Linked DNA regions of Homo sapiens: region 1 is linked to region 2. Evidence: read pairs that join two places in POLR2A ChIA-PET (ENCODE). Cell type or tissue: OCI-LY7. All regions are shown on one strand. Each heading gives the region's core, and the rest is flanking DNA. Links, peaks and the distances in the headings are about the cores only.

Region 1 (12,765 bases), core at 3,109-11,108, 54 kb before region 2:
TCTGCACTATACTTCACAATAAAAGAAGAATTCAGGGAACCCAAGACAATTAGCATTTGTTTTCAACTGACAACCTAGAATGAGTGTTCTCTTTTAGTCTTAAAAAAAAAAGTGGTTGGGTGTAGTGGCTCACATCTGTAATCCCAGAACTTTGGGAGGTGGAGGCAGGAGGATCACTTGAGACCAAGAATTCAAGACTAGCCTGGACAACATGGCAGATCCTCATCTCTACAAAAAATAAAAAATTAACTGGGCAAGGTAATGCCTGTAGTCCCAGCAACTCGGGAGGCTGAGGCAGGAGGATCACCTGGCAGCAGTAAGCCAAGATCACGTCACTACACTCCAGAGTGACAGCCTGTCTCAAAAAAAAGAAAAAAGTGACTTGGAACCTGCAAGATCTTCACAAAAGGTAAGAACCTTGGGGAAGTTTTTCACCTGGGAACTTTACCTGAAAGCTTGTCATTTTTTCACCCCTTGGCGAGTATTCAGTCAACAGAAGCATTGCCCTCACTTTATGGGTCACACATCACATGGGACTGTGTCTCTCCTACCAAGTGGTCTAATCTGTCTGAGCTTTAGTTTCTTCATATGGAAAACGATGATGTCACTGGCAGCATGGTGGGGGTTGTGGAGGATGCCGACATAAATGAAGTATGAGGACACGACTTACCATACTCTACGATTGGGTCTAAAATCTGCACATGTGGCAAGGTAACAGTGTGGAAAATGGGGGTTATATGCTTTGTGTTGGTAAACTTGAGAAAGAGTTAGGGGAAATCATTTTCCACTAGGAGACCCAGTTCAGCAACACTTTAGTATTTACCTGCCTGGGCTGCCTCATGCATTGCTCTGTGGGGAGTCAGGGTTTAATGAAGTGGGATAAACCACACACACACATTAGTTAGCATCAGCACAGGCAGGATTAACTTTACACTCCATTTGCAAGAGAAAAGCTCCTCTCCTAGAGTTTGTTATAAAGGGATTTAGAATCACAGAATGATAGAGCTGGAAGACAGCCCCTAAGACATCACCATAATCCTACCCTGTCATTTTACAAAGGGTCAAACTGAAGTCCAGAGAGCAGAAGAGACCTGTCCAAGGTCACCTCCTCAATTAGCACAGAGCTCAGGTTGGACCCCAGTCTCCAGATCCCCAGGCCGGCATCCTCTCCACTTTCTCCTGTATTGCTTAACCACTGCCTTGTAACAAAGGCGGGGTAGCACATTTCTCTTTCTGGCTTTGCTCTATACCCTTGATACTCACACCCTCCATATTCAGTTTTCATGGTGTATGAGCAAGATTTGCATGTATCCAACTGAGCCAGGCTCCCTCATGTCAGTGTAGCTTTGCATTTGCTGTTTCCTTTGTCTTCACTGGTCTTCCCTCTCTACTCTTTCCAGAGAGACTCTATTCAGTGTTGCCTTCCCCAGGAATTCTTCTCTGAACTATGCCCTCTCCCATCTCTCTAGACTTTGAGCTCCTCTAGAATAGGGACTACATCTTTGTATCTCACTGCCTAGCAGAGGAATGGCATGTGGCAGACACAGGGTAAAAATTTGTTGAATGAATAAATGGCCAGATAAAATAATAATTAAATGCACAAATGAATGAATGAAGTGAAACGCAGGTAGGAAGCAGTATGGGTCTCAAACAACCTGGAGCTCTTAACAACTTGCCAATTTAGCTCAAGTCCTTCCTTGTGGAGCTCTGGCCAGTTCTAGAAGTTTTTCATGACAACCATGGTCCATGACCTCTCTCCTTTGGATGGCCTCGACTCTGACCACATATCACTGAGCTGAATCTACCATAGCCCTAAGCTTTCATCTCAGGCCCCAAACAGACTGTCAATGAGCCATCGATTCTGTCCTTGCCACCATCTTCAACCAGTTTTCCCAGGGCTGCCTGCACTGGGGGATACACCTAGGAAATTTCCACATGAGACATGAAGCCTATGTCTTCAGGGTGACTGCGCCCCTCAGGGTGGAGTGCCAACACAGATTCCCCATGGGCATCTCAATTCTAGCAACTTGATTAGAGAAGGCACCTTCAGATGTCCCTTGTTTATATAGACTCCTGAGAGGGAAAGTTGGGAGTGTGTATAAGTACCTATATACATGTATATAACTGGGATAGGCATTGAAGTAGAAGTCAGGAGACTAGGGGTTCAGCCCCAACTTTGTCAGCATGGCAAAATGGTTAAGCATATGGACTCTGGAATTGTACTGCTGGGTTAGAATCCCAGCTCTCGCACTTACTAGCTGTTCAGCCTTGGGGAGGTTACCTAACTGTGGTGTGCTTCATTTCCCCACCTATAGAATGGAGACAATGATATTCTCTGCCTCATAGAGCTGCTGTGAAGAACACATGAGGTAGGCTGGGCTCCGTGGCTCACACCTGTAATCCCAGTGCTTTGAGAAGCCAAGACGAAAGGATCGCTTGAACCCAGGAGTTTGAGACTGCAGTGAGCTATGTATGATCATGCCACTGCACTCCAGTCTGGGTGACGGAGTGAGACCCAGTCTCTGAAAAAAAAAAAGAATATGTGAGGTAATATATGTAATGTGTTTAGAATAGCGCCAGGCACATATTAAGTGTTAAATAAATGTTAGGAATTATTATTTTCTCAGACCCTTAGTTCTTGTTATTCCTTCTGCCTAGAATGTTCTACCCTCTGGCTTTCTGCATGCCCAGCTCCTTCTCCTTCAAGTCTCCACTTAATGTCGTCTCCTCAGGGAGACCTTCCTTGACCACACCTAGAATATATTTTCCCCCTCACCCCTGCATCACTGAATACATGGAGAATGGACCAGGGTGTTTCTAAATCCCTTCTGGTTCTTATCTTGTGTATTTTCCACAATGTTATTATTTTTTAGGCACAGGGTTCCTCCCATAAGCCTAGGCTATTCATTTATGTGATTAACACAGAGTAACAAACTTGTAAACTGCAGGCATATTTGATTTGGAACAAGCTGAGTGGGCCACTGATTGTATTTCCAGTTTGCATCTGTTCCTTCTTGTTACATCTTTACTTCTGTGCCAGGAGTATCATTGCCAAAAGTGGTCAGAGACTTAAAAGTTTGCTTTTTCCTTTTGGCGGCATCAGTAAACTGAATTATTAAAGTTTTGTCTTCCCTCTTTGAAACTCCCAAAAGAAAAGAAATCACAAAAACAAATCTTGGCATACAAAGAAAATGAGACAAAGAATGTAATCATAATACTAGCGAATGGTTTTCAGACTGACATCTGTACATTAAGAATATGTAAAAATACCAATTTCATGCTCTGACAACTTATTCTGCATCAGGGGTGGGGTAATGCCTTGGGAATGCCAAATGTCAAAGCATTACATAATGTCAGCTATTCATGTGCTTCTTTGATGAGCTATCACTGGGATTCCTTAAGGGAATGGAATGGGAATGGGAATGGGAATTCCTTAAGGGAGAGATGTCTTAAAAAGTGGAGGGGAGAGGGAAAGCATAAGAAAAGGAAAGAAAGGAAGGAAAGAAGGGACAAAGGAAGAGAGATGCTGTCAAAATCATGATGAGTAATTGTGTAAAGAAAAGTTAACATGTGTGTGTATATATACATATATAGATAGATATATATGTTTTTTTTTTTTTTGAGACAGAGTCTCCCTCTGTCACCCAGGCTAGAGTGCAGTGGTTCGATCTCAGCCCACTGCAACCTCCAACTCCTGGGTTCAAGTGATTCTCATGCCTCAGCCTCTGAGTAGCTGGAATTACAGGCACGTGCCACCAAACCCAGCTAATTTTTGTATTTTAGTAGAGACGGGGTTTCACCATGTTGGCCAGGCTGGTCTCAAACTCCTGACCTCACGTGATACACCCACTTCGACCTCCCAAAGGGAGGAGATTACAGGTGTGAGCCATCATGCCCTGCCTATATATTTTTAAACAGTACATACAATCCCAAATCTAAGCCACCATATGTGGGGTTTACTTATCTCTGTTTTGATTTTCCACAATTAGAACATGCACGTTTAATTTCTTTTCTTTCATAGGTGTTGCTTTTTTTTTTGCCTGAATTTTTGTAACATCCACAGAAATCCAAGTGAAAAATGTTTCCATCATCCTATTGCTCCAAGTAATCAAACTTGCTGATTATTTTCTGTTCTGTTCTAGTTTTTGTCCAAATGCATAATATCCCACAGTGGCTATGATAAGCAAAAATTCACATGCCTTCTAAAACTGTATCATAGGAATTTCCCCACATTATTATATGGACTTCATAATGACCACCTTAATTATTTAAGACTATTCTGAAGTATACTCACTTGTACTATAATTTACTTACCCATTCTCATGTTATTGTACTTTAGGGTACCTCCCCACTTTTTATAGTTATAGGTAGTACCTATTAAATGTCTTTCATATTCAACATGCTTTTAATGCATTCAACAAACTCTTTTTTTTTTTGAGAGGGTTTTGTCTCACTTTGTCACTTAGGCTGGAGTATAGGTGGTAAGATCTCAGCTCACTGCAACCTCGGCCTCCCAGGCTGAAGCGATCTTCCCACCTTAGCCTCCTGAGTAGCTGGTACTACACACATGTGCCACCATGCCTGGTAATTATTATTATTATTATTATTATTTTTGTATTTTTGGTAGAGACAGGGTTTTGCCATGTTGCCCAGGCTGGTCTTGAACTCCTGAGCTCAGGAAATCCTCCCACCTTGGCATCCCAAAGTGCTGGGGTTACAGGCGTGAACTACCACCCTTGGCCCGCATTGAACAAACTTTTATATGACATGTGCTGTGTTCGACAGTAGGGATTATCTGGAAGGATCCTGCTTCAGGGTCTAGGGACGGAGATGGACAAATGGACACACAAATGCAATTCAGAGCTCCAGTGCCTTGCTTCCCAAAGTGCGGTTCATCGACAAGAAGCATCAGCATCACCTGGAAGCTTCTTAGAATGGAAACTCTCAGGCCTCGCCCTAGACCTACTGAATGAGAATCTGAATTTTAACAAGATCCCCAGATGATTCATGTGTACATGAAAAGCTTGAGTAATCTGCCAATCCAGGGTTTTTCTACCTCGATGGGTCACTTGATTGATAATTCCTGGTCTCTTCAGCCTCTTCTCTACTTTTCCACAGCCATAAGCATGCTCAGGTCTCTCTTACCTTAAAAAATCCAGTAAAAAATCCAGTAAAAAATCTACAAACCTCCCTTGACTTGGGTCCCTCTCTAGTATGGGCTTCATAAGAAGACCTTCTGTGTGTTCCTCCATAATCGTATCTCCCACACCCTCCTCAATCCAGAGCACTCTGATTTCTGCTCCCCACTTCACTCAGACTGCTCTGAAGATGGGCTCCGGGGCCCCCCTAGCTCCCCACACATCCAGTGGCCTCTCTAGTTTTCATTTCCCTTTCTTTCCCAGTGTTATCAGACACCACAATCAATTCTGTCTCCCAAACTCTCTTCCCAAAGTCACCAGTCCCTCTCAGTTTTCTCCTATTTCTCTTACCATGGTATCCAATCCTTCCCCCTCAATCCTTCAGCTCCCTGGTCTGCCTCTTAAACCTTGAGGTTCAACTCCAGGGTGCTGTCCTTGATTCTCTTCTCACTCTACACATTGCCCCTCAGTAAGTTCATTCCTGCCCGAGATTGCAATGATCATCTCTTGACTGAAGACTCCCCAATACACAACACATGTAGATGCAGAGCTCTCTCTTCCTGTGCCTTTCTTCTCTCTCCAATTGCCCACCAGGCTTTAGCACCTGGATGTCCCAGCACTTCAAAGTCAGTGAGTTCAAGAGTGGTCCCCTTAAACATCTACCATTTCTCTGGTTTCTCTGTCTCAATAAATGGTTTCACCAGCCACCCAGTGATTCTCCCCTCCTCCCCCACCCCCAACAAGTCACTATGTACTGTTGATTCTTTCTCTGCTCCATCTCTCAGATCTATACCCCATGTCATTCCCCTGATTTAGTTCTCGTCACCTCTCTCCAGGATGACTACCACAGTTGCTCAACCGGTCTCCTTGCCTCTGCTCCCACCCTCAACACCCCAACCTTCTCCAATCTAAAGTGATGGTATTATTTATAATACGAAAATATGATCCTTTGTTTTTTTGAGACACAGTGTGTCACTCTGCTGCCAAGGCTGGAGTGTAGGTGACACAATCACGGCCCACTGCAGCCTCATCCTCCCTGGACTCAGGCAATCCTCCCACCCCAGCCTCCCAAGTAGCTGGGACTCCAGGCATGCACACCCCCATGCCCAGCTAATGTTTGTGTTTTTTGTAGAGACAGGGTTTCAACATTCTGCTAGGCTGGTCTTGAACTCCTGGGCTCAAGCAATCTGCCCATCTTGGCCTCCCAAAGTGCTAGGATTATAGGCATGAGCCACCGTGCCTGGCCTCGAAAATATGATCTTAACATATCTCTGTGACTGCTGTTAAATCTTTCCAAGGATGTCCAGACGTATTCAGTCAAAACCTCAGAGAGGTAGGATGAAGACGGGAGTTTTGCTGTTCCATTCTCCCTCAACTGCAAATTACTGGCCAACAAATAACATCCTTGGGCCAGGCGCAGTGGCTCACACTTGTAATCCCAGCACTTTGGGAGGCCAAGGCAGGAGGATTGCTTGAGCCCAGGAGTTCAAGACCAGCCTGGGCAACATAGTGAGACTGTCTCTTTTAAATAATAATACTAAAATAAATAATAAAGAAAAAAAAGACAAATAACATCCTTGGCCCTGCACTTCAGGCACTACAGAACCAGCAAAGTCCTTGGGAATTAAAAGAATACTCCCTTCCGGCCCGGCACAGAGGCTCACGCCTGTAATCCCAGCACTTTGGGAGGCCAAGGCAGGCGGATCACGAGGTCAGGAGATCGAAACCATCCTGGCTAATGTGGTGAAACCCCATCTCTACTAAAAATACAAAAAAATTAGCCGGGCGTGGTGGCGGGTGCCTGTAGTCCCAGCTACTCGGGAGGCTGAGGCAGGAGAATGGCATGAACCGGAGGTTGCAGTGAGCCGAGATTGTACCACTGCACTCCAGTCTGGTGACAGAGCTAGATTCTGTCTCAAAAACAACAACAACAACAACAACAACAACAAAAACTCCCTTCCTACTGCAAGGTCTGTGATAGACTTTAGAACAGCACAGAACCCTACAGAGAGAGGCTACTAAAGTAGGGGAGTTCTTACAAACTAGCACGTTGACTCTGCCAGCCCAGATATGGCCAAAAGATTCTACTACTTTCCCTTTCTTGGAGCATGTGTCTCCAGGCCACAGAGACCCCATGCAGTGGCGTGCTAATAACTGGCTCTCAGGGGGAGAATGTCCAGGTGTAAAGCAACTGCTGATTTTCTTAGTATATAAATATTCCCACAGTGGTTGATTTCAAGTTACCACCTCGATGGTGTTGAACACTTTGTTGGGAAGAGAGGCGCAGCAGCACATCATTATATAGCATCTCCACCATACAGATAAAATAGAGGTAACTTACCTTTAGAGCTAAGACAATAGTACAATAATTAGGGCTGGGCATGCTGGCTCATGCCTGTGATCCTAGCACTTTGGGAGGCTGAGGCAGGAGGATCGCTTGAGCCCAGGCATTTGAGACCAGTGTGGGCAACATAGGAAGACCCATCTCTATAAAATGTTAAATAGTAAAGTAGCAGGCATGGTGGCGAACATCTATAGTTCCACTTTCTCAGGAAGCTGAGCCGAGAGGTTCACTTGAGCCCAGGAGTTTGAGTTTACAGAGAGCTATGATTGTGCCACTGCACTGTAGCCTTGGCAACAGAGCAAGACTGTGTTCCAAAAACAAAACAAAACAAAAAAACTAGAATTAGGAAGTGAATTTTGAATATTTATTACCATTTGAAAAATATAACTTTTTTTTTTTTTTTTTGTGACAGGGTCTCACTCTGTCGCCCAGACTGGAGTGCAGTGGTGTGATCTCGGCTCACCACCACCTCTGCCTCCCGGGTACAAGTGATTCTCCTGCCTCAGCCTCCCGAGTAGCTGAGATTACAGGCAGGCGCCACTACCGCCCAGCTAATTTTTGTATTTTTAGTAGAGATGGGGTTTCACCATGTTGGCCAGGCTGGTCTCAAACTCCTGACCTCAAATGATCCACTTGCCTCAGCCTCCCAAACTGCTGGGATTACAGGCATGAGCCACTGCACCCAGGCTGAAAAATATAATTTATTGAATTGTAAGTTTATATAATTTAATTTATAAGAATGACTGGGCTTAACAACCAGCTTGCAAAATTCCTTAAGATTTGACAATCAGTTGTCATGAGCCAGTCTGAGTTAGCTCAGGCACAATGCTGCCTCTATCCCACCGTAACTGTGTTACCCCTCGCCTGGTCTCAGGCAATAGTCTCCTAACTGGCTTCACCTCCAGTCTCACCTTCCCTACGCTAGCCATTAGAAAGGGTGTAAAAAACATGTAATTGACCACATTACTCTTCTTAAAACCTTCCATGGGTCTTGATTGTCCTGAGGATAAAATCCAATTCCTTACCTACCATACCTGGACTTTTTGACCAGACCCAAACCTTCCTCTATAGCTTCCCAGTAAGTCTATTCTTTCACGGTGTTTTCCTCTCTTCCTCCATTCTCCAACATGCTGTGCTCCAGTCAGGCCAGCTCACTTGCAGTTTCACAAACACACAAAGCTGAGTCATGCCTCTATGCCATGGCTCTGGCAGAGCCTGATGGCTGGTGAGCTTCAGCCTGATCCTGGTTTCTGCACAGAGAACACTCACTCTTACGTCAAGATTCAGAGAATCACTTGTACAAACTTTTCTCATTCTCTTAGTTACATATGAACTCCTACTCTTGTGTTGCCATGAGCTCCATAATACTTCTCTCTTAGAAGCTGTGAGTACCTTACTTCACATTTCTTTTTCTTTTTTTGTTAGTAGAGATGAGGTCTTGCCTTGTTGCCCAGGCTGGTCTTGAACTCCTGGCCTCAAGCAATCCTCCTGCCTTGGCCTCCCAAAGTGTTGGGATTACAGGCATGAGCCACCGTGTCTGGCTGCATTTATTTATATATCTTTTTTTTTCTGTCGGATTATAAACACTCCATATAGGACTGGAGAAGATACCTACAGAGCAGGAGCTCAAGTAAGTATCTGTTAAATGACCAAACGAATGAGGGCCAAGGAAGCTCTAAAGTTGAGGTCTCAAGGGCCTGGATACAAAGACGGTGTGGTGAAGACCGGGAGGCTGGATCAGTCCTGTTCTCACTCTTGCTTAATCAAAGAAGGCATATCTTCCTGCTGAGAAAGAGGAACTTAGCATTGGAAGGGAATTTGAAGGTTCTGTAGCTCTCAGGAAGAATCAGTTTCTAATTCTGACACATACTGCAACCTGGATGAACCTTTTTTATTTTTTCAGACAGGACCTTGCAAGTTGGTACCACTTGCATTCCAGGCTAAAATGCAAGTGGTATAAACACAGCTCAATGCAGCCTCGACTTCCTAGGCGCAAGTGATCCTCCCACCTCAGCCTCCCAAGTAGCTGGGACAACAGGCACACATCACCATGTCTGGCTAATTTGTATAGTTTTTGTAGAGACGAAGTCTCGGACATTGCCCAGGCTGGACTCAAACTCTGCCCCAAGTGATCCTCCTGCGTTAGCCCCCCAAAGTGTTGGGATTACAGGCATGAGCCACCTCACCTAGCCCTGGATAAACCTTGAAGACATTATGCTAAATGAAATAAGTCAGACACAAAAGGACAAATACGGTCGGGCCCAGTAGTGCACGCCTGTAATGCTGATGGCACGTGCCTGTATTCCCAACTACTTGGGAGTGTGAAGTGGGAGGATCACTTGAGCCTGGGAGGTGGAGGTTGCAGTGAGCTGAGATCATGCCACTGTACTCCAGCCTGGGTGGCAGAGCCAGACCCTGTCTCAAAAAAAATAAAAAGGACAAATATTGTGTGATTCCACTTATATAACATACCCAGAACTGTCAAATTCTTAGAGCTGGAAAGTAGAATGGTGGTTGCCAGGGACCAAGGAAAGAGGGGAATGGGGAATTATTGCTTTCTGGGTACAGAGTTTCAGTTTGGGAAGACGAAAAAGCTCTGCAGATGGATGGTAGTGATGGTTGTATAACGATGTCAATGTATTTAATGCCACTCAACTATACTGTTAAAAATTATTAAATTGGTATAATTTTTTTTTTTTTTGAGACAGGGTCTCTGACTCTGTCACCCAGGCTGGAGTGCTGTAGGGCGATCATAGCACACTGCAGCCTCAACCTTCCAGGCTCAATCAATTCTCCCACCTCAGCCCCGCAAGTAGCTGAGACTATAGGAACATGCCCCAACACCAGGATAATTTTTTTTTTTTTTTTTTTGAGATGGAGTCTCCCTCTGTCACCCAGGCTGGAGTGCAGTGGCATGATCTCGGCTCATTGCAACCTCCACCTCCCAGGTTCGAGCAATTCTCCTGCCTCAGCCTCCCAAGTAGCTGGGACTACAGGCACGCACCACCACACCTGGCTAATTTTTATATTTTCAGTAGAGATGGGGTTTAGACATGTTGGTCAGGCTGGTCTCAAACTCGTGACCTCAAGTGATCTGCCCGCCTCGACCTCCCAAAGTGCTGGGATTACAGTCATGAGCCACCATGCCCAGCCTATTTTACCACAATTTTTTAAAAAGGAGAATCACTCTTTCTCAAAAGAAAAAAGGAAAAAAAAAAAAAAAAAAAAAAGGAGAATCAGTCCCTGGATCTGAGGACCTGAGTCTAGGGGATCAGAGGAGGAGGGTGGGGGTGAAAATAGAGCAGTGATGGGACTTCTCTTATGAATGGCCTCTCTGCCTTCCTCCCTCCCTTTTCCCTCCAATACTGGCTGGGCCATGTGCTATTTTGGGGGCAAATGCATGTCCTTGTGTGCACTCAGAGATGAATAAGACGGAGCACCTGCCCTGGAGGAGTCAGTGGTACAAATAAGTCAGGGAGGAAGTATGTAAGCCAATTTCACAGATGGAATGATAAGTAAAATTATACGTCATGACCCTAAATCTTCCCATTCTCCTCCTTTCCCCTCTGACCTCAGTGCATGCTTCTGAGTCTCCATAAGAGGAAACTGCACAATATTCCTTGAATCAAGGTTAGATGAGAAGATTTAATAGCATTAGGAGAAATGTCTGGGTCCAATTATGGAGCTTTAAATGCAGCCTTTATATTTCACACTTGGAATCAAGGTTACTGAATTCTCTAGATGTTTTCAAATAAGCCAAACTATCGCACAGATAACAGGAGAGTAATTGGAAATGGACCGAGAGAGACCTTGAGCATAAGCAATCTGAGGAAACAGTTTAAACAAGCCCACAGTATCCTTTGCAGAAGATCTATTAGCGATGGATGCATACGTCGAAGAATCTTAGAATTGGGGAGCTTAACGGGACCTGCCTTGGCAATTATGAAGTCTGTTTCCTCATTTTACGGATGAGGAAACTGAAGGGCACAGAGAGAAAGTGGCTTGAAAGTTCACACAGGAAAATTATGTCATACCTGGCACAATAATCCTGTCCTTTGACTTTTAGTTGAGGGCTCTTGATTTTTCTGCTCACCTGTTGCTTTGCTTCAATAAAATGTTGTAAAGTTTCCTTTATAAGTACAATTTTCTCTTCTAATACTGGAATGAGTCAGAGAGGGAGAAGTAAGTCCTTGCAAATGATAAATATATACTGCTATGGGTTGAATTGTGTCACCCCAAATGATATGGTGAAGTCCTAAACCCTAATATCTCAGAATGTGACCTTATTTGGCTGGGCGTGGTGGCTCATACCTGTAATTCTGGCACGTTGGGAGGCCCAGGTAGGCAGATTGCCTGAGCTCAGGAGTTGGAGACCAGACTGGGCAACATGGTGAAACTGTCTCTACTAAAAACACAAAAAATTATCTTTAGCTGCTCTGGAGGCTGAGGCACATGAATCGCTTGAACCCAGGAGGTGGAAGTTACAGTGAGCTGAGATTGCACCACTGCACTCCAGCCTGGGTGACAGAGCGAGACTCTGTCTCCAAAAAAAAAAAAAAAAAAAAAAGTGACCTTATTTGGAAACCAGCGTCATTGGAGATATCAGTTAAGATATGATGGGTTCTTAATTCAGTATGACTAATGGCCTTATAGGAGGAAGAAGGAGACATGCAGGGAGAAGATGTAGCCATGTGATGACAGAGGCAGAGGTTGGAGTGATGCATCTACAAACCAAGGATTGCCAAGAACCTACAGAAGCCAGGAAGAGGCAGGGAGGGCTCTTCCTTAAAGCCATCAGAGAGCATGGACCTGCCAATGTCTTGATCTCAGACTTCTAGCCTCCAAAACTGTGAGAAAAGAAATTCTTGCTGTTAAAACAAGTTAAAAAAAGTCACCCCATTTTTTTCATAATTTGTTATGGGAAGCCCTAGGAAATGAATACAGTACATAAATGTTGCCAGCATGTGAGTTTCCTTGGGCCAAAAGAAGTGGGTTTCATCAGGCCTTGGGGTAGAGGCAGTTAGGAAACAAAAGTTGGACTGGGCTCGAATATTTGGTAGCAATAAGCCCCAAAGTTCAAGCAGCCAGCGTGTCCTAATCAGATTCTAATCTGGGATACTAACAATGGATGATGAGCAGAATCAGAAGCAAAGGTGGAGGAAATATTTGTCTTCCCATTTGAAGAAGTTGCAGTTCCAAATCTTCGATTCAGCAACTCTGATTGGGATACGAAGTTTTACGGTTTATGCAAGTTGCATCTCTCAGGTACACATAGCTGACATA
Region 2 (12,765 bases), core at 3,687-11,686:
ACAGTACACAAATGTTGCCAGCATGTGAGTTTCCTTGGGCCAAAAGAGGTGGGTTCCATCAGGCCTTGGGGTAGAGGCAGTTATGAAACAAAAGTTGGGCTGGGCTCGAATATTTGGTAGCAATAAGCCCCAAAGTTCAAGCAGCCAGCATGTCCCAATCAGATTCTAATCTGGGATACTAACAATGGATGATGAGCAGAATCAGAAGCAAAGGTGGAGGAAATATTTGTCTTCCCATTTGAAGAAGTTGCAGTTCCAAATCTTTGATTCAGCAATTCTGATTGGGATACAGAATTTTACAGTTTATGCAAGTTGCATCTCTAAGGTACACGTAGCTGACATGAAAAGCAGCAAGTTCTCTTCCTTGTTCTCACCAAACTCCTCCTACCGCATACCCAGTCACAGACTTATATATGTTCAAAAGCCAGAAAAGACTGTAAGGTGGTTGTTAAAACCTCACTCACTTTGGAGTGTTGCTGGACCACTGCAGGCTGACTTCAGTCCAGAGAGATGTGCCCATTTACTCACTGTTAAGTCTTTGAATTAGAGTCTCTGCAGGAAACAGGTGTACATTCTGAATGAAGAATTGAGTAGTTTCATGAAGGGACAGTTTACAGAGGGGTGGGCAGAACTCAGGGAAGACAACAAGGTATGGCACCCTAGGGCTAGCCATTGCAGGGAGCATTCACCTTTTAGTTACACCTAAAAGGGCCAGGAAGGAAGGGAGTGGCTGTATGAAGAAGGTCACCTGACAGGAGCTGTGGTCTTTTGTAGAGGAACGCAATCAACTCATGGAGACGCAGCAGAGAGGGAGCCAGCACACCAACGGTGTGACTTCATTCCCCTCCTGTCCTCCTAAATTTAGCTCATGCTGCCTATTGTCCAACCCCAACCAAAGACCAAAAGATAAGGAAGCTTTTCAAACTTAATGGTGATAGACTGAAAGCTTTCCCCCTAAGATCAGAAACAATATAAGGATGCCTGCTTTCATCACTGCTACTCAACATGGTACTGGGAGTCCTAGCCAGAGCATCTTGGAAAGAAAAAGTAAAACACTGTCATCATTTGGAATCACAAGTCATCCAAATTGGAAAGGAAGAAATAAATATTTACAGTTGCAGAACACAGGACTCTACATATAGAAAATCCCAAGGAATACACAAAAAATCTATTAGATCTAGTAAATTGATTTAGCAAATTTCTAGGGTACAAGATCAACACACAAAAACCAGTTGTGTTTCTGTACATCACCAAGGAACAATCCTAAAAAAAAATTCCATTCATAATAGCATCCAGAAGAATCAAATACAATTCTTAGGAATTTTATTCTGATTGGGATATAGAATTTTATGGTTTATGCAAGTTTTGCATCTCTCAGGAATGCATTTGATCAGACCATTCATCAAGAAAGGTGAAGGACATGTACACTGAAAAGTATAAAACTGCTGAATAAAATTTAAAAAGACCTAACTTAACATGAAATTCCATGGTTATGTATCAGAAAACTTAATATTGTTAAGATGGCAGTACTCCCAAAATGACTTACAGATTCAACGCAATCCCTATAAAAATTTTAATGGCCATTTTTGTGTAAATTTAACCAAGGAGGTGAAGGACTTGCACACTGAAAAGTATAAAACTGCTGAATAAAATTTAAAAAGACCTAATTTAATATAATGAAATTCCATGGTTATGTATCAGAAAACTTAATATTGTTAAGATGGCAGTACTCCCAAAATGATCTACAGATTCAATGCAATCCCTATAACAATTTTAATGGCCATTTTTGTGTAAATGGAAAGGTTGATCCTCAAATTCACACAGAATTGCATGAGGCCCTAAACAGCCAAAACAATATTGAAAAAGAGAAATAAAGTACTACAAAGCTACAATAATCAAAACAGTGTGGTGCTGGCATAAGGATAGACATATATATCAACAGAATAGAGTTGAGAGTCCAGAAATAAACCCAAACACCTATGGCGAATTGATTTATCAACAAGGGTGCCAAGAACATTCAATAGGGAAAAAAAAGTGTCTTCAGAAGATGGTGCTGGAACTGGGAAACTACATGCAAAAGAATGAAGTTGGACCCCTACCTCACTCCATATACAAAGATTAACTGAAATGGATCAATTACCTAAATATAAGAGCCAAAAGTATAAAACTATTAGAAGAAAGCAGGGGTAAATCTTTATGAGCTTGGATTTGGCAATGGATTCTTAGAACTAACACTAAAGCACAAGCAACAAAAGAATACATCAATTAGATTTCACAAAAATTAAAACCTTTCCAAATCAAAGGATATTATCAATAAAGTGAAAAGGTAACCTACAGAATGGGAGAAAATACTTATAAATCATATCTCATAAGGGTTTAGTATTCAGAATATATAAAAAATGCTCAGCCAGGTGCAGTGGCTTGCTTCTGTAATCCCAGCACTTTGGGAGGCTGAGGCAGGCTCATCCCTTGAGCCCAGGAGTTGGAGATCAGCCTGGGCAACATGGCAAAACTCTGTCTTTACAAAAAATACAAAAATTAGCTGAATGTGTTGGTTCACAACTGAAGTCTCAGCTACTCAGGAGGCTGAGGTAGGAGGATTGATGGAGCCCCAGAGGCAGAGGTTGCGGGGAGCCGAGATCACACTACTGCACTCCAGCTTAGGTGACAGAGCGAGACCCTGTCTCAAAAAAAAAAAAAAAAAAAAATTTGTGACTCCACAACAAAAATACAAACAATTCAATTTAAAAATTGATAGTGGATTTGAATAGATAGTTCTCCAGAGAAAATGTACAAATAGCCTACATTCACATTAAAATGTTCAACTTTATTGGTCATTAAAGAAATTTAAGTCAAAATCACAATGAAATGCCATTTCACACCCACTAGGATTACTATAACTTAAAAAATTGAAAATAACAAGTGTTGGTAAGTATGTGAAGAAATAGGAATCCTGGTACATTACAGTTTGGAATGTAAAATCATGTAGCCACTGTGGAAAACAGCTTGGTGGTTCCTCAAAAAGTAAAACATTGGATTACCATAATGACCCAATAATTCTAGGTATATGAATAGAAACGAAAACATTTGTTCACATAGAAACTTGTCTGTGAATGTTTGTAGTAGCGTTACTCATAACAACCCAAAGGTGGAAACAATCCAAATGCCTGTCAGTAGATGTATGGATAAACAAATTGTGGTATATACATATAATGGAATATTATTCAGCCATTAAAAAGAATGAAATGGCTGACTGAGGTAGGTCATGCCTGTAATCCCACCAGTTTGGGAGGCTGAGTTAGGCAGATTGCTTGAGCCCAAGAGTTTGAGACTAGCTTGGGAAGCATGGCAAAACCCTATCTCTACAAAAAGTACAAAAATTAGCTGGACATGGTGGCATGTCTATAATTCCAGGTACCTGGGAGGCTAAGGTGGGAGGATTGATTGAATCTGGGAGTTCGAGGCTGCAGTGAGCCATGATTTGATCACTACACTCCAGCCTCAGCAACAGATACTGTTTCAAAAAAAAAAAAAAAACAAAGAATGAAGTACTGATATGTGCCACAATGGATGAACCTCAAAAATTTTTGTGTTATGTGAAAGTAGCCAGACATAGAAGGTTACATATGTATGATTTCTTTTCTTTTTTTTTTTTTTGGAGACAGAGTCTCACTCTGTCACCCAGGCTGGAGTACAGTGGCGTGATCTTGGCTCACTGCAACCTCTGCCTCCCAGATTCAAGCGATTCTCATTATTCCTATCATTATTCTCATTATTCCTTCTTATTATTCCTATCATACATGATAATAAATAGGAATAAAACCTCTCTTATTATTCCCCCACAGCTGAGCATAGGCACAGAAAAGAGAAAGTTCCAGGGGGTAAGTTCTGAGAGCAACAGCATAGCACAATGAGAAAAAAGCCATTCTCTGGAGGGAGACATCAAACATTCTGAAGAAACTGTATGGCAGTTCCAGGATTTTAACAGATCTGTCCATAGCAAGTAAGAACAGGGATTGCTAGAGCCATGCAGATAGAGTTTTTGAAGACTGTACAGGAAACAGGAAGTTTGAGGTATTGGGGATAGGGAGACAGAACCTTCTGCAATTAATAGGTCTGATAAAAGAAATACAACACCCATATGCAGACTCGTCAGTCAACCACAGAAGAATATCAGATCCCGAAGGGAGGCAGAGGAAGAGGATATCACAGAGACAGTCCTTTTAAAGCCCCATATTGCTAATGGTTTCACCAGTTGAGTAAGAAACAATGGATAATAATGGTTGAAACACAAAGCATCACGTCTATAGTTTATCATATATAATTGTGCTTAAGTTGACTGTAGTAAACTGTGGCTCACATGACAGAATGATCTTAGTTATTTTCAATTAGTTTCTTTTGTGGTTAATCTAAAGTCCCAAGTAAAATAATTCATGGTAGCATTGCCGCAAAGACATGTGGAAACTGAAAACTGTAGACATAATTCCCGGGTCCGGGACGGGCAGCTGAAGAGAGCAGCCCCTCTATAGATGACACCTAAATAAGCCCTGTTTGAGCATGCGTGATCCTTCATGTCTCATAATCTGTGGATCCAGGGCTCATGGACATTTAAAAGAAAGGCATGCCTTTTTAGACAGCTTCTCCACATGTTACTGATGACATGCTTCAAGATTTCTTGTGCAGAATCTGATGATTCTTAAATTAGAATCCCAATAGTTTTGCCAGTCAGTATTCATTATATAGTCACTTAGAGCTAAGCCTTGAGGAATAAAATTCCAGCTAGGAATAATAATAAAAAACGGGAATGGTGCCCTTGCAATACTAGTTCCTTATCCCTAGGATTTTATTATAATGAGAATAGTAAGTATATAGTTTAATTTATAATACATATTTTTAAATTTCATTATTTCATAAGGAAAGGCAGTCTCCAAGAAAAATTAAAAGCCATCTCTATGAATGTCCACATTTTCAAGAACGATTTCATAGCCTGGTTGAAAATTGTGTGCTCTCTCCATCATCTTGCAATTTGAAGAACTGCAAAATCATGAATAATACAAAAGGATGTTAAACTTTTCAACAAATCCAGATGGGTACCAATGTCATTGAGAATTCCTGAGAATCACCTTGATTGCTGCTTCAGACCTAGGAGCCTGAATTGAATATCACTTACCAGTTGGAAGCTATTGGCTTCAGTGACGACAGTTTCTACAATAACATTGGTATCTATATCGTTTACTTTTAAAATTGTATAGACACTAAGTTTGTAATTTTGGCAAATAAAAAACGTCCAAACTTTAACATTCAGTCATTTCCCTTGCTAGCCTTCTATTTCTTCTCCCTTATTATTTAGACTTTGGTGCAACAGAAAGAATGATGGACTGGGAACTAGAGGCCAGTTTTAACACTAACCTTTGCTGGGACCTTGCAAATCTCTTCTTCATTTTGCATCTTAGTTGTCCCTTCTGCAAAATGAGAGAGTTGGACTAGATGTCCCTTTCAGCCATGATTCTCGGGTTTCCATTGTTCCACACAGTCACTGGATGAAGAGACACTGCCAATGCAAAGACTGAGCCGCCATGAGAACTCATGTTATGTCTTGCAACTCTTGAGGCTGGGTATAATGTAGGCCTAAAGTCTTTACTTCTAATCTTAGGTAGCAGGGAAATGTGTCCATTTGTGGGTTATGCTGCTCGTTATCCCTCTAATCCCCGTCTCCCCACACCATGCTAGTCCTGGATATTCAGAGTCAGGGCTTGTTTGTCAACACAGAAGACTCGCACACTTGTGATGCTTTTGCTTATCCTGTTCCTTTACCAGAAGATCCTTCTGCTTCTCTACCTAGTAAACTCTCACTCATTCTTTTAATTTTGCCTTTTAATTTTATATTTTGACATAATTTCAGACTGGGAGAAAAGTTGCAAAATCCGTACAAAGAATCCTCATATACCTTTTACGCAGACCCCCCAAATGATAACTTTTTACCACACTCCTCTGTCTCTCTCTCCCTCTAGCTCCCAGAATTTTTTTTCTGAGCCACTTAAGCATCAGTTTCAGACATGATGCCCCTTTACTCCAGGTAGTTCAGTGTGCTCGACCTGAAAAATAAAACCAAGACGTTCTCCTACATAATGTAAATATAAAAATCGAGGAAATAACGTTAATGCAGTGCTGTCCTCTAACCTAGATCTGGATGTTGCCAATTGTTCCTTTAATGTGGTACAGCTCCTCGGTCTTTCTTTGCATTTCCTGCCACTGACAGTTTTGGAGAGATAAGTCCAGTATTTTGTAGAATGTCCCTCAATATGTGTTTGATAGTTTTCTCATGTTTATATTCAAGTTATGTACTTTTGATGGGAATACCACAGAAGTTACATGCTGTTTTTCTCAATGAATAATGTCTCACATTTTTTTGTTTAGATGAAAGTCCTTCAATCTCTTACTCCCACTCCCCTCCTAAGATGTAAATAACCACTGTTAACAATTGGCATCCATGCAGTATTTTGTCTATGTATCTATGTACACACATATCTACATACAGACACACAGGTACCCTTTAAAAACATAAAAATGGGCTGGGTTCGGTGGCTCCTGCCTGTAATCCCAGCACTTTGGGTGGCTGGGGTGGGTGGATCACTTGAGGCCAGGAGTTCAAGACCAGCCTGGCCAACATGGTGAAACCCTGTCTTTACTAAAAATACAAAAATTAACTGGGCGTGGTTGCAGGTGCCTGTAGTACCTGCTACTTGGGAAGCTGAGGCAGGAGAATCACTTGAGCCGGGGAGGTGGAGGTTGCAGTGAGCTGAGATCATGCCATTTCACTCCAGCCTGGGCAACAGAGTGAGACTCTGTCACAAAAAATAAAAAAATAAAAAAAAGATTTCACAATACACCTACTGCTCTGCAATGTACCTTTTTTCACTGAACTGTATGTCTTTGTGAATCTTTCTATATCTTTTTGTTGAAGCTGCGTCTACAGGCGTGTGCCACCGTGCACGGCTAATTTCTGTATTTTTAGTAGACGGGGGTTTTGCCATGTTGGCCAGGCTGGTCTCCACCTACTGGGCTCAAGTGATCCTCCCACCTCAGCCTCCCGAGTAGCTGGGACTACTGATGCATATCACCATTCCCAGCTAATTTTTGTATTTTTGTTGAGACAGGGTTTCGCCATGTTACCCAGGCTGGTCTGGAACTTCTGGGCTCAAGAAGTCTGCCTTCCTTAGCCTACCAAAGTGCTAGGATTACAGGTGTGAGCCACTGTGCCAGGCCAAAAGTGGCATTTTTTTTAATAGTATAAGTATGTCCTTGTTTAGATCGTTCCCTACTAATGAATATTTGTTTCCATTTTTTTCTATCACAATGTTTGTACATACATTTAAGAACATACCTCATAATAGCGATAGATGCTATTAAATAGCTCTCCTAACACACTTTTCCAGTTTGTATTCTCATCTACTGTGCATGAGATAATTTGCATTTTTCTGACTGTTAGTGATGCAGAGCACCTATTCACGGCCTTTGGGTTTCTTGTTCTGTGAATTGCCTGTTAGTGGTCTTTGCTGTGAGAATGCTGAATTGTCCGTCTTTGTCTGACTACTTATTTCTCCAGGCCTCACTCAATTCTGTTCCTCTGCAGAGGCTTCCCCATGTCCCCTAATCAGCCACCACCCCCTCCTCTGCTGTCCCATAACACTGTTCACACCATGCCCAGGCCTTCATTTACCAACCATTCCATACAAAATCTACTCATTCCAAAAGTGTCCACTGTGAGCCTTCTCTGTGCTTGGCCTTGGGCTAGGTGCTGGGTGGAGAGACATGAGCCAGTCATCATAGACTCCATGCTAAAGTTCAATTTTGAAATGCAGCTTTGAGCATAGAAAAGAGCATGAGTTTTAGATCTAGACATAACTTGAGTTGAATTCCAGCTTCACCACTTCCCAGCTGTGTAATTCAGAGCAAGTCACTTGATTACTCCAAGTCTCCATTTCCATACTAGTGAGGTGAGGCTAATCCCTCCCTAAGAGAGTCACTTGAAGCTGGGCAAGAGACAATAATATCTGAAATGGCTAAAAAGGGCCTGTTACACAGTAGGCTTGCAGTGGATGAATGGTAGTTGAAAGGCAACTGTTAAGAGGTCAAAATCAGTTAGTTCTCAGAGGTTCTAAGAGCCACCAATAAACTGGAAAATAAAAAGGAAGGAAGTAGCTCCTCTCTTTGCAATGCAAAGGATATGGATGAGTGCCACTTGCCCAGATCCTGCTGCAGAATATCCTTTATCTTTCCTGCTCTCTGCAGCAGATTTCTGCTTTGTCTTGGCCCCTCATCCCAATTCAGCTGTGCACTGTTGATGTCCTACTGCCACTTTCGTGGGAAGAACAGGTGCTTCCCTTCTCAAATAAATGTTGGTCTAGGCAGGGCGTGGTGGCTCACGCCCGTAATGCCAGCACTTTGGGAGGCAGAGGCGGGTGGATCACGAGGTCAGGAGATCGAGACCATCCTGGCTAACACAGTGAAACCCTGTCTCTACTAAAAATACAAAAAAATAAGCTGGGCGTTGTGGCGGGTGCCTGTAGTCCTAGCTACTCAGGAGGCTGAGGCAGGAGAATGGCGTGAACCCGGGAGGCGGAGGAGTTTGCAGTGAGCCGAGATCGCGCCACTGCTCTCCAGCCTGGGTGATAGAGTGAGACTCCATCTCAAATAAATAAATAAATAAATAAATAAATAAATAAATAAAATAAACGTTGGTCTCTTTAGAAGATACTCTGTAAGAAAGACTTCAGGATATTTGTGCATGCTGTCACCCATGATTTCAAGAAGTAGGGGCTGAGCACTGTGGTTCACACTGAGGCGGGAGGACTGCTTGAGACAGTTCAAGACCAGCCTGGTCAACATGGCGAGATCCCATCTCTACAAAATGTATATAGTTTTAAATTAGCCAGGTGCAGTGTGGTGATGCACGCCTGTAGTCCCAGCTTCTTGGGAGGCTCAGGTGGGAGGATCTCTTGAGCCCAGGAGGTTGAGGCTCCAGTGAGCTGTGTTTACACCACTGCACTCCAGCCTGAGTGACAGAGTGAGACCCTGCGTCAAAAAAAAAATAAAATAAAATAAAAAGGAGAAATGGGGAGTAGAGACAGCTTCAATTAGAAAGAGAAATGCTGTGTATGTGGAGAGAGGCTAAGGTGGAAAGTTTCCCTGAAGACCCAAAACTTCAGCAGAGTAGGGTGAGTGGGTATATGTTAGAAGGACAGGGAGAAGGGCTTTACAGGCAGTGGAGTGTTCTCTGCAAAGGCACAGGTGTGGGAGGGCATGGTGTGTTCTGGCAACTGCCCAGGATTCAGCGTCAACAGTAGGCAGATGTCAGCTCATGAAGTGCCTTTTATGCCATCCAAAGGACTCTAGGTTTGAAGACATAAACTAAAGGGGTAGGCTGAAGCATTCTGAGCATGGGAAAGCAGTAAATCTTTGTTGAATGCATGTGTGACAGTGGGAAGATGGGACATGGTAATTAGGAGTACAGTCGTGTCATTTAATGATGGGGATAAGTTTTGAGAAGTGCATTGTTAGGTGATTTTTTCATTGTGCAAACTTCATCGAGCATATTTACACAAACCTAGATGGTATAGTCAAGTAAACACCTAGGCCACATGATGTAGCCTATTGCTCCCAGATTACAAACTGCTACATGTTACTGTACTGAATACTGTAGGTGACTATAACACAATAAGTATTTGTGCATCTAAACATGGAAGAGGTACAGTAAAAATATGATAAAATAATCATCATATATGCAGTCTGGTTTTGAGTGGAATGTCATTATGAAGCACATAACTATTATTTCCTATACTTGTGGCCTTCTATAAGTTTTACTTAGCCTTTCTACGCCTCTTTTCTTTTTTTGTGTGTGTGAAATTGGAACTTAAAACATCAACTTGAAAGTATTGGTGGGGCTGAGTGTCTCATGCCTGTAATCCTAGGACTTTGGGAGGCTGAGGTGGGGGGATCACTTGAGGCCTGGAGCCCAGAAGCTGGAGACCAGCCTGGGCAATACGGGGAGACCCTATCTCTACAAAAAAGTTTTAAAAATTAAAAAAATAATTAACTCAGCATGGTGGTGTGTGCCTTTAGTCCCAGCTACTTGGGAGGTTAATGCGGGAGCATCATTTGGGAGATAGGTTTCAGTGAGCTGTGATTACACCACTGCACTCCAGCCTGGGTGACAGAGCAAGACCCTTTCTCAAAAAAAAAAAAAAAATCCACAAAGTGTTGTCGAAATTTAAAATATTATAATAGATGGACAGGAGTAATCCTGGCAATATATTTTTAAATTTTTAAAAAGGTGACATTTGTTTTACACAATACATATTACCAAAACAAACAATCTAGTCATCTGTGATGTGCTTCTATGCCTGTTTTCTTTTCTGGAAAGTGGTTCTCCAATTTTACCTTTTCATAGTACCTTGTCCTTCTCCTTCCCAGCACTTACCCCATAATGTTAATTAAATGTTCTAATTCTTTTCTGGCCAAACTCCTAGACTATAACTGTTTTCCTAGCTAGATGCCTATCTCTATGAGATCAGTGACTTAAAAATTTACAGCTTTTCTGCACTTTCTAACACCGTCTTTTAACAGATAGATGTTCAATAAACGTTGGTGAAAACAATCAAACTCACACTTGTCTTGAGGAGAATTGAAATAGGCCAATGAATTGGCAGTGTGTCATTATGAGAGGAGAAAAATAGTTCAGAGCAGTCTAAGTTACGTTAAAGGTATGCAAAAATAATTTTTTTAAAAATTAAAGATATGGGGTCTCTCATCCAGGCTGGAGTGCAGTGGTGTGATCACAGCTCACTATGACCTTGAACTCTCAGGCTCAAGCAATCTTCTCACCTTGGCCTCCTTAGTAGCTAGGAATACAGTTGTGTGCCACCACGCCTGGCTAATTTTTACTATTTAAAATTTCTTATTTATTTTTATTTTTATAAAAAGATTTGTTTTTTTAAATTTATTTTTATATAATTTTTTAATTAAGAAAAGGATCTTATTTTAAATATAGATGGGGTCTTCTTATGTTGCCCAGGCTGGTCTCCAACTCCTGAGCTCAAGCGATCCACCTGCCTCAACCTCCCAAAGTGCTGGGATTACAGCCATGAGGCACCTTGCTTGAGCTTTAAACATTTTTGTTCAGACGGTCTCATTCTGGAGTGCAATGGTGCGATCTCGGCTCACTGCAGCCTAGACCTCCGCAGTTCAAACCTCAGCCAGGAACAGCTGGGACTCCAGGTGTGGGCCACCACGCCCTGTTATTATTATTATTTTTTTGACACGGAGTTTCTCTCTTGCTGCCCAGGGTGGAGTGCAATGGCGCAATCTCGGCTCACTGCAACCTCCGCCTGCCGGGTTAAAGCGATTCTCCTGCCTTAACCTCAGGAGTGGCTAGGATTACAGGCATGCGCCATCACGCCCGGCTAATTTTGTATTTTTACTAGAGACGGGGTTTCGCCATGTTGGTCAGGCTGGTCTCCAACTCCTGACCTCAGGTGATCCGCCCGCCTCGGCCTCCCAAAGTGCTGGGATTACAGGCGTGAGCCACTGCGCCCAGTCGCCCAGTTAATTTTTAAATTTTTAAATTTTTTTGTAGAGACAGCGTCTTGCTATATTACCCCGGCTGGTTTCGAATTCTCGGCCTTAAGCTATCCTCCCACTTCGGGCTCCCAAACAGGTGAGAGCTACCCCATTAGCCAGGCAGGCATTCAAACTTTATCAGGCCCAGAGGGACTTGAGTATGGTACTTCAGTTAGCACCATCCCATGTAGGTGGTGGTGGGGGTGGGGGTGGGGGGTAGGGGTGTGTGGCAATTGTTTAAAGGCATTTTGTTCTTTTCTTCCCAGTACCTGCATCACCCTTTATCTTCGTGTTCCTAAAATTTGTGATAGAAAGAACAATGTGTAGCCAATGGATAGCTTATGTTATTTTAGTGTCAATTCTTGGTATGTAGTTTAGCAAAAGCCTCTTCTTTTTTCCTTTAAAAATTCACTCGTGGCCGGGCGCGGTGGCTCACGCCTCTAATCCCAGCACTTTGGCAGGTCGAGGCCAGGAGTTCGAGACCAGCCTGGCCAACATGGTGAAACCCCGACTCTACTAAAAATACAAAAATTAGCTGGGCGTGGTGGCAGGCGCCTGTAATCCCAGCTACTTCGGAGGCTGAGGCAGGAGGATGGCTTGAATCTGGGAGGCGGAGGTTGCAGTGAGCCGAGACCGCGCCATTGCACTCCAGCCTGGGCAACAACTGCGAAACTCCGTCTCAGGAAAAAAAAAAAAAAAAAAAAAAAAAAAACCATAAAGAAAGAAAAAAATTCACTCGTAGCTGCTACAAGAAGTGTAATGGCTCATGCCTGTGATCCCAGTGCTTTGGGAGACAGAGGTGGGAGGATCGATACCTTTAAGCCTGGAGCTTCACAAGACAAAGAACTCAGTTGAAACTGCTGCTTATCGGATCACATATTAAGGGCAACTTGAATTGATGATCCCAGGTTGCCCTCATCAAACTTGGCCCAAATAAATTCTCCACTTATATTAACTTTGCCTCAGTTTTTCCTTTAGGTCGACAGTTATTTCTAAAGTTCTACAGATGGGTTTACCTTGTATTAAAATAAGGTGTGAGAAGGGCAAATGAAGCCAGAGGCTCCCAGCACAATCTTGCAACCTTCAGAGACTTCCAAAGGATCAGCATTAACTCCAATATTTAGCAGGAGTGCAGCTCTTCGAGAT

The links. Peaks named below come from ENCODE experiments on the same cell type or tissue, not always from the same donor. Only the 100,000 strongest peaks of a DNase experiment are listed, where the experiment ranks them.
Region 1: POLR2A ChIA-PET joins it to region 2 with 6 read pairs; 16 of 35 experiments call an interaction of 5 or more read pairs at or near these places.

What each region holds. Positions count from the first base shown.
Region 1 is chr9:37,053,297-37,066,061 of GRCh38, forward strand. No RefSeq gene overlaps it. Among named protein-coding and RNA genes, the nearest start is that of PAX5, 25 kb to the left of the region's middle. RefSeq lists an enhancer at 571-1,123 and a silencer at 9,132-9,332. In OCI-LY7, for the core only: no CTCF peak of the experiment used is centred there; no DNase peak of the experiment used is centred there; H3K27ac peaks cover 72 bases.
Region 2 is chr9:37,107,161-37,119,925 of GRCh38, forward strand. It overlaps LOC105376034 (a long non-coding RNA gene), which reads right to left. Exons shown (of 3, transcript NR_188580.1): 1 at 12,636-12,765; 2 at 5,410-6,095; 3 at 4,826-5,034. Among named protein-coding and RNA genes, the nearest start is that of ZCCHC7, 7.0 kb to the right of the region's middle. In OCI-LY7, for the core only: no CTCF peak of the experiment used is centred there; no DNase peak of the experiment used is centred there; H3K27ac peaks cover 428 bases.